Regions from separate parts of the Homo sapiens genome. Here all the other regions are linked to region 1. The links are chromatin contacts, found by Hi-C in ENCODE. All regions are on one chromosome and are shown on one strand. Each heading gives the region's core, a stretch centred on a gene start or an enhancer-like site at or near the end of the contact. The rest is flanking DNA. Distances are from core to core; before and after follow the strand shown. Region 1 holds the start of LINC01682 (long intergenic non-protein coding RNA 1682). Region 2 has its middle 130 kb from the start of PGBD5. Region 3 overlaps GALNT2 (polypeptide N-acetylgalactosaminyltransferase 2).

Region 1 (2,611 bases), core at 83-2,582:
GAGGGCACCAGCTAACTGGTGCTTGTATCCCTGAGGGGTGCCATGAAGCTGGTTTGGGCAAAGCCATTAACTGGAACCAATTGTTGCTATTGGAACCAAGTGTTGTGAGTGCAAAGGTGATGCATCATTGCTGGGATGAGCCTGACACCAGAGGAAGGGAGGAGATGAGAAGGAGCATGTCCCTTCTTTCTTCTCTAGCCTCCAGTTTTCCTCCAGCTTCCCGTTGCCCCCCGCCCCAGAGCCTAACTGGGAGCCACTGGCAGGGCAGAAATGTGGTAGGTGGGAATTCCTAGCCGCAGCATCAGAGAGCAGTGTACCAAAGACCCGCATCCACCCTGGCATTCCGGCTGCTTACTGGGTGGAGCTGCAGTAGCTTATTCACCAAGTGAAGACATTCTTAACAGTCACGATGCATGCCAAGGGGTCATCACCACCCACTTACCACCGAAAACCGGGGCCTTGTTGCCCTCTGAGCAGCAAAGGATCCAAGAGCAGAATCCCACAAAACTCTGCTACCAAGACCCCTTCAAACTCTAGCTGTCTTAGTTTGGGGGGCCCCCAAAGCAGATCCCAAGGCAAAGATTTGAGCACAGTGATTTATTTGGGAGGTGGATGGGGCAAATAAAGATACATTATTGAGCCAGCTAGCACCACAGGAGACTGTAGGGTTGGTCTGGGCTGGGTCCAAGTGGGCTGCTTTAGAATCCAGATGACGGAGCTGGGGGAAAGAAGCACATTCCCCATTTCTTCAAGAAACTCAGCCTACCTGCAGGAATGCAGGGAGCACCTCAGAGGCTTTAGACCGTGGTGGGGAACCCCACGCAGGCTGCACCTAAGGCAGGGACACGCAGTTCACATCTGCCACAGCTGTGATGAGGGGCCTCCACTGGATATCTGGCCATGGCACACAGCGGCCACCACCAAAAGGGCAGGAGGAGGGAGACATGAGATCTGAAGTCAGCTTGAGTGAGGAGCCTGAGATGCTGAAGAAATCGGGAGAACGTGGCGGGTAGTGGGCAATGCCTTAGTTTGAGTTACCCCCAGAAGCAATCCCTGGGAAAGGACACAAGCACATGTTGCTTCCTTGGGAGGTAAAGGAAAACATCATTAGGGGAGTAGTGAAATGAGACAGGAAAGGGGATGTGGCCGGTACAGGGTGTGTTATCACAGCAGCCATGGCTGTGGGTAACAGGAGCCTAATGCCACAGGGAGCTGGAAGCCAGCAGAACACACATACCTTGTGGGTGGGAGAAGCTTCAGTGTTTCCGTGCAGGATTCAAAGATTGCTTCTCTCATTAATTCTCCTCCTGGACTGCCTTGCCTGAGGGCAGAATGACCTTCTGTGGCTACAGAGAAAGGCTTCAGGCAAAGAGATGCAGCTCTGGGCCCCAGAGTCCGCTGGAGCACACTGAAGCTGGAGCACACTGAAGTGGAAGATGGGGCTGCAGACAGAGACTGGGCAGCCTCTGCTCCAGGGAGGCCCGAGAGCCAGAGAGCAGATTCCATAAGAAGAATAACTCCCATTCCTCATGCATGAGACCCTCTGCTAAATGCTTCCTGTGCACCACCTCCAGAAATCCTCCCAAGCCAGGACACCAGCAGTATTACAGGTGGAATATCCCTTATCCGACATGCTTGGGTCCACAAGTGTTTTGGATTTTTTCAGATTTTGGAATATTTGCGTATATATAATGAGATATCTTGGGGATGGGACTGAAGTCCAAACATGAAATTCATTTATGTTTCATATACACCTTATATGCAGCACATAGCCCAAAAGTGATTTTGTGTAATATTTTAAATACTTTAGTGCATGAAACATAGTTGTGACTATAACCTGTCACATGAAACCAGGTTGGAATTTTCCACTGGTGGTGTCATGTTGATGCTCAAAAAGTTTTGGATTTTGGAGCATTTTCGATTTCGGATTTCTAGAGTAGGGATGCTCAACTGTATTATTATTTTCATTTTACAGGTAAGAAAATGGAGGCTCCCAGAGATTTGACAACCTGCCCGCAGCAATGACCAAATCAGACTTGGTGCTAAGTCTGCACCTCCCCAAAGTCAGTGTGTTTGTATGCTCTGCTGCCACTGCCCCCCGCTGGCCCTGCACATGATGTGAACCATCAGGCAGACCTGGAGTTCTGTCTCCTGGGTGGGCTGCTTGCCAACACCAGGGTGGCTGGCCCCTGCCTGTGTCAGGTCCTGCAGTGTTGACTCTCTTCGTGTGATGTTGGGCAGGTGGAGCTGGTTGTGCTGAGCCTGAGGAAACATCCAATGTGCCAAACTTTCTTGTGTGTTTCCCTCTGCTGGTTATTTAGTAAGCCCAGGAAAAGAGCAAATCCTGCCCCCAACAGATGATCCTCTCGATGAGAGTGGTTATGGTGATGATGCCAGCATGCAGTGGGGAGATTCGACTTTTCGAGATTCTTCCAGCCCTTTGCTTCCCACATTTCATAATGCTTGATGGCAACAGCTCTGCTGACTGTTTGGGAAAAAGACAATACTTATGTCCCTTTTAGAGACACTTTACTCAGTCCCTCCCGCAATGCTTAGTACGCAGAGAAAATAGTAAAATTAACCCGATTTGCTCATCACTCAGTTTTGGCCG
Region 2 (2,611 bases), core at 1-2,500, 410 kb before region 1:
TATGCCCAGCCGGACGCATCCTTGCTAGGCATTGAGTTGACAGTGCAGCCGCCCCGGAAAAGCTGGGGTCTCGTGCGCTGCGGTACGGGCATCTTCCAGCAAGAAGGGTGAGGAGGTCCCCAAGGTCTTTCCAGCACCCCTGGGAGAGACGGGAGTCTGTGAATAAAGCCTTGGGCGCAGCTGAACGAAGGACTTTTTCTCTCAGCACAACTAATGTGAGAACACTGTCACCTGCTTCCATCTCTGGGGAATGCATTTTCTGAACAGGTGCTGGCCCCGGCCCTCCCCTCCACACCACCTCTGCTTCAAATGGGAAATCTAAACCTCTCAAGGCCCAGAGGCTGTTTGTTTCTCTCTTATTTCTAAGGCATCCACCCATGAGTGCTAGAGAAACCTACCTTTCCTGCTGTTGGAGCCTTCTAGGACCTCCCTGTCTCAAAAACTATGACCAGCACCGTGCTCATGATCAGCGGGCTGGTGCGCAGTGGTGGGGATGGCCTTAAACCCCGACTGCCCAGGTAACACCCTCATTTCAGTAATGGCCCATCATGATGGCAAGCCTTAATGGGAGGTGTGGTGGGCAGAACGAGGAGCCCCGACCCCGAAACAAAGAGGCTCACCTCCTAATCCCCAGGACCTAAGCCTATGTTACTTTTCACAGCAAACAGGAATTCAGGTAGCAGAGGAGTTCAGGTTGCAATCAGCTGTCTGTGAGGCAGGGAGAGGACCCTGGAATATCCTGTGGGTGCAGTGTCATCACAAGGGTCCTTGTGAGTGAGAACCTTTCCCAGCTGTGTTTACAGCGGAGACACGGCTGTGAAGAACGCAGGAGGTGCAACGTTGCTGGCTTTGATGATGGATGGGGGGATGTAAGCCAAGGGGCATGGACACCTCTAAAAGCTGGGCACAGTGTGAAGTGGAATCCTCCCTCAGAGCCTCCAGAAAGGACTGCAGCCCTACAGACACCTTTACTTTCGCCCAGGGAGGCCGTGTCAGACTTCTGACCTCCAGAGCTGTAAGGTACTACATTTGTGTTGTTGCAGCCACCAAGTTGGAGGTCATTTGTTACAGCAGCAACAAGAAATCAATATGGAGGTGATTTCAGGCCCCGGAGGGATTCTGAGGGCAGTGGGCACATTCAGGAGTTTCAAGTCAATACAGTGGTGACAGGTGCCCAGCACCTTACTTCCTCGGGGCGAATTTGCCGAAGAGCGGAGAGAGCAGGTTTCAATGCAAAGAGGAAGAACCAGGAAACAGTCACATCAGAGCATCTGCTTTTGTCCTTGCCAAATGCACAGGCACAGATCAGCTTGGAGAACTCCCTTTTGTGTTTCTGGTTCAAGGAACGGAGCCCTCATTTCTCCCTGTGCTCGTGAGGAACAGGAAGTCAAATGAAAGTTTAAAAGGATGACGCGGCTGGAAAAATCATTGTAATCGTGAGTACTGTCTCAGGGGCAGCCTTTAGACTTTGCCCAGTTTATCTGTCACCAAACAAAGGATCATAACAGGGACAGGTCCATTGTGATCTGTCTGCTGGGAAGAGCCTCACAGCCAGGGTGGAGACACAGAAAGAAAGGACAGTTGGGATGCACATGGAAGGCAGACCCTCCCTCTGGGTGAACGGCCTGGCACAGGGCCACTGTAGGAAGATCTGGCACCTCTGGGCCCTTTTTCTGCCTCTTCCCTCCCTCAGGCTGACCCTGCATTTAAAGGAGTGGAGGCAGGGCCTGGTTGTCAAACTGACAGGCCACATACCCAGAGGGAGGAAGTCGCTCTCCAGTGGAGAGACGATCTCTGGCCGTGGAGTCAGTACTTGTGAATTTCCACCAAGCTCTGTTATTGACGATGATCTTGAGCAATCGTGGGTTCCCCTTGAGCCCTGGGTTCTTTATCTTTTTTTTTTTAATTATTATTATACTTTAAGTTTTAGGGTACATGTGCACAATGTGCAGGTTAGTTACATATGTATACATGTGCCATGCTGGGGTGCTGCACCCATTAACTCGTCATTTAGCATTAGGTATATCTCCTAATGCTATCCCTCCCCGCTCCCCCCACCCCACAACAGTCCCCAGAGTGTGATGTTCCCCTTCCTGTGTCCATGTGTTCTCACTGTTCAATTCCCACCTATGAGTGAGAACATGTGGTGTTTGGTTTTTTGTCCTTGAGATAGTTTACTGAGAATGTTGATTTCCAATTTCATCCATGTCCCTACAAAGGACGTGAACTCATCGTTTTTTATGGCTGCATAGTATTCCATGGTGTATATGTGCAACATTTTCTTAATCCAGTCTATCATTGTTGGACATTTGGGTTGGTTCCAAGTCTTTGCTATTGTGAGTAGTGCCGCAATAAACATACGTGTGCATGTGTCTTTATAGCAGCATGATTTATAGTCCTTTGGATATATACCCAGTAATGGGATGGCTGGGTCAAATGGTATTTCTAGTTCTAGATCCCTGAGGAATCGCCACACTGACTTCCACAATGGTTGAACTCGTTTACAGTCCCACCAACAGTGTAAAAGTGTTCCTATTTCTCCACATCCTCTCCAGCACCTGTTGTTTCCTGACTTTTTAATGATTGCTATTCTAACTGGTGTGAGATGGTA
Region 3 (2,611 bases), core at 65-2,564, 330 kb before region 1:
CCTGTAGTCTTAGCTACTCAGGGGGATGGCTTGAGCCCAGGAGTTTGTTACGGTGAGCTATGATCACATCTCTGTACTCCAGCTTGGGCAACGGGGTGAGACAACTCCAAAGTATATGTGAATTGTCAGTTACACCAGTGAACAGATCGGTGTTTTGACTTAATAATGAATGTACCATAAACTGACAATGCTGCTTCTTTTAAGTTCATTAGAAACATCACAAGTAATCTCCGAAACCATATTCAAGTGAAATACGTAGCCTAAATGACAAAAAAAGTTAAAATAAATTTTACAGTATTTTGACTGTTTCCTAAAATATACAAAACCCTTCCACTGAAAAAGAAAGTTGTTCTTTCAGTTTCATGGTTCCACGACGGGGGGCAAAGTGATGGGTTTTAAATGGATAGTTGAAGTAGGACAGTTTGTTAGGACTCGAAGATTGATCTCATTTATCAAGCAAAACTCTGTTGACTCCATTTTTCCTGGTCTAATTTCTTTCTGAAATAGGTAGGATCACTGCTTCACAGCTATTTCCACAACTGTTTTTGGTTCTATGATAAAACAATCCAATACCATCTCAGTGTGACAGAGGCATTCACATACTGGAAGCTGAAAGTCTGCCAGCCATGTCACACACATTTTGAGAGCAAAGTGTAACAAAATAACAGTTCATTCTTTACTTAAAGCTGATATATATACAAGCCACTAGTCACTATATTAATGTCCTGAATTTGTGTAATTAATGTATGTAGTTTATGTGTACATCTGAGCCTAATAAAAATGCTGTAAGACAGGCCAGGCAAGCATGATTATTGTTTTACAGATAAGAAACCCAGGGTTTACAGAGATTATTTTAACCTCAGTCTGGGAGCTAACAGCTGGTTGAGCTATTAATAAAAGCAACACATCCCAACTTCAAGCCTGTATTTCCATTTACTCTCCTTCGAGATAGACATTATTGCTCAGGGCAAAATTTATAAACTGCCAAATTCAGAGTGGATTTGAATTCCAAATAAAACACTCAGGTGTTTTTCCTGCTTCCAGTGACAGTAAAGTTCCTTGCTGTAGACCAACCTACTCACTAAAAGCAACCAGAAATTCGGGATGAAATACACTGAAGAATCTATTTGAAGGCACTAGAGAGCTAGCAAAGCAGCCAGGTGTGAGGTCAGGTTTCCAGAAAGGAGAAGCACCTAGAGAGGAAGGCCAACATTCTCTGATCCTCTTCCCCTCAAACGGCATAGAGCCAAACGGCCGACTGAGCCGAGCAGAAGCGATGGTCTTGTAGGTGCAGAGCCAAGTGAAAGCTTCTGGAGGTGCTGTGGAGCTGTGGAGGCCAGAAATGGACTTCAGGGCTTGCTGAGGAAACTGGGCTCTGATACATATCCCAGACTTCCAGGTCGAATCCCACAGGGCTACTTCCTAGTGGCAAAAGAGAACTGGAAACTCACCAGCTCTCTCACAAAAGACCGAAACCCAGCTTTATACCAGCTCAATTCCAGACTTGATTAAGGTGACCTGCCCTATTTTAACTGCCTGCCAGAGAACAAAACTAAATCCTCTTTGGAGGAAAAAGTCAGTGAGAGCCCTGAAATATCTCGGTATTTATTCATACACAACAAAACACAATCACTGAAATGAAGAATTCAGCAGTGGATTTAAAAGCAGACTAGACAGAGCAGAGGAAAGGATCAATGAACAGGAAGCAGGCCAACAGAAATATATCCAGACTGAGACACAGGGAATCAAAAAGAATAAAAAGTACAGAAAAGAGCTTATGAGGGACAGAGGAAACGCAGAATTATCTAACAAAGATGAAATTAGGGTCTCAGAGGAAGAGGAGACAGAACTGCAGCATGGCAAAACTGACAAGGCATGAAGCTCAAGAGTCAGGAAATTCCACAAATCCCAAACAGGTTCAGCACAAGGAAAACAACTGCTAGGCATATTATGGCAAAATTGCTGAAAAAAAGAAATATCTGAAAAGGCAGCTGGAAGGAAAAGTCAAATGTCTTCAAAAAGAACAAGACTAACGGTAGACATTTCGCCAGAAACAACAAAAAACAGAAGACAACTGAAAGACAACGTAAAGGTGCTGACAGTCACTGTCAACCCAGAATTTCACAGTCAGTGAAAAGACTCTTCAAAAACAAAAGTAAGCCGGGCGTGGTGGCTCACACCTGTAATCCCAGCACTTTGGGAGGCTGGGGTGGGCAGATGGCTTGAGGTCAGGAGTTCAAGACCGGCCTGGCCAACATGGTGAAGCCTAGTCTCTACTAAAAATACAAAATTGGCCAGGTATGGTGGTGGGTGCCTGTAATCCCAGTTACTTGGGAAGCTGAGGCAGGAGAATCACTTGAACTGGGGAGGCGGAGGTTGCAGTGAGCTTAGATCACACCACTGCACTCCAGCCTGGGCAACATGAGCGAGACTCCGTCTCAAAAAAAAAAAAAAGTAAAGTTAAGATGTTTTCAGACAAACAAAAGGATACAATTCATTGCCAACATACTGGGACTAATAGAAATACTAATGAAATACAGAAGGAATATGGTCTTAGGTAGAAAAATAGAAATATAAGAAATGAGGAGCAATGGGAATATAAATATGTGAA

What was found. Hi-C counts contacts between places; a loop is a spot of excess contacts on that map. Pooled maps may share reads with other maps.
Region 2: a loop to region 1 is called in a map of gastrocnemius medialis, with 3 times the contacts of the local background. The contact joins the enhancer-like site here to the promoter of LINC01682 in region 1. A Hi-C loop is called at or near these places in 5 of 168 maps with a recorded cell type or tissue (MCF 10A, endothelial cell of umbilical vein, gastrocnemius medialis and 2 more), 1 of 37 single-sample maps with no recorded cell type and 7 of 50 pooled maps.
Region 3: a loop to region 1 is called in a map of gastrocnemius medialis, with 4 times the contacts of the local background. The contact joins the enhancer-like site here to the promoter of LINC01682 in region 1. A Hi-C loop is called at or near these places in 3 of 168 maps with a recorded cell type or tissue (gastrocnemius medialis, left cardiac atrium and psoas muscle) and 3 of 50 pooled maps.

What each region holds. Positions count from the first base shown.
Region 1 is chr1:229,884,539-229,887,149 of GRCh38, reverse strand. It overlaps LINC01682 (long intergenic non-protein coding RNA 1682), which reads left to right and starts at 1,332. Exons shown (of 2, transcript NR_146476.1): 1 at 1,332-1,610.
Region 2 is chr1:230,298,435-230,301,045 of GRCh38, reverse strand. No RefSeq gene overlaps it. Among named protein-coding and RNA genes, the nearest start is that of PGBD5, 130 kb to the left of the region's middle. Within about 2 kb of position 1,250, at least 5 of the 41 ENCODE cell types and tissues checked have a DNase peak (open chromatin) inside an H3K27ac peak, as active enhancers do.
Region 3 is chr1:230,213,959-230,216,569 of GRCh38, reverse strand. The region is part of intron 3 of GALNT2 (polypeptide N-acetylgalactosaminyltransferase 2); the gene reads right to left. Among named protein-coding and RNA genes, the nearest start is that of GALNT2, 150 kb to the right of the region's middle. Within about 2 kb of position 1,314, at least 22 of the 41 ENCODE cell types and tissues checked have a DNase peak (open chromatin) inside an H3K27ac peak, as active enhancers do; they include gastrocnemius medialis and psoas muscle, where a contact is called at or near this core.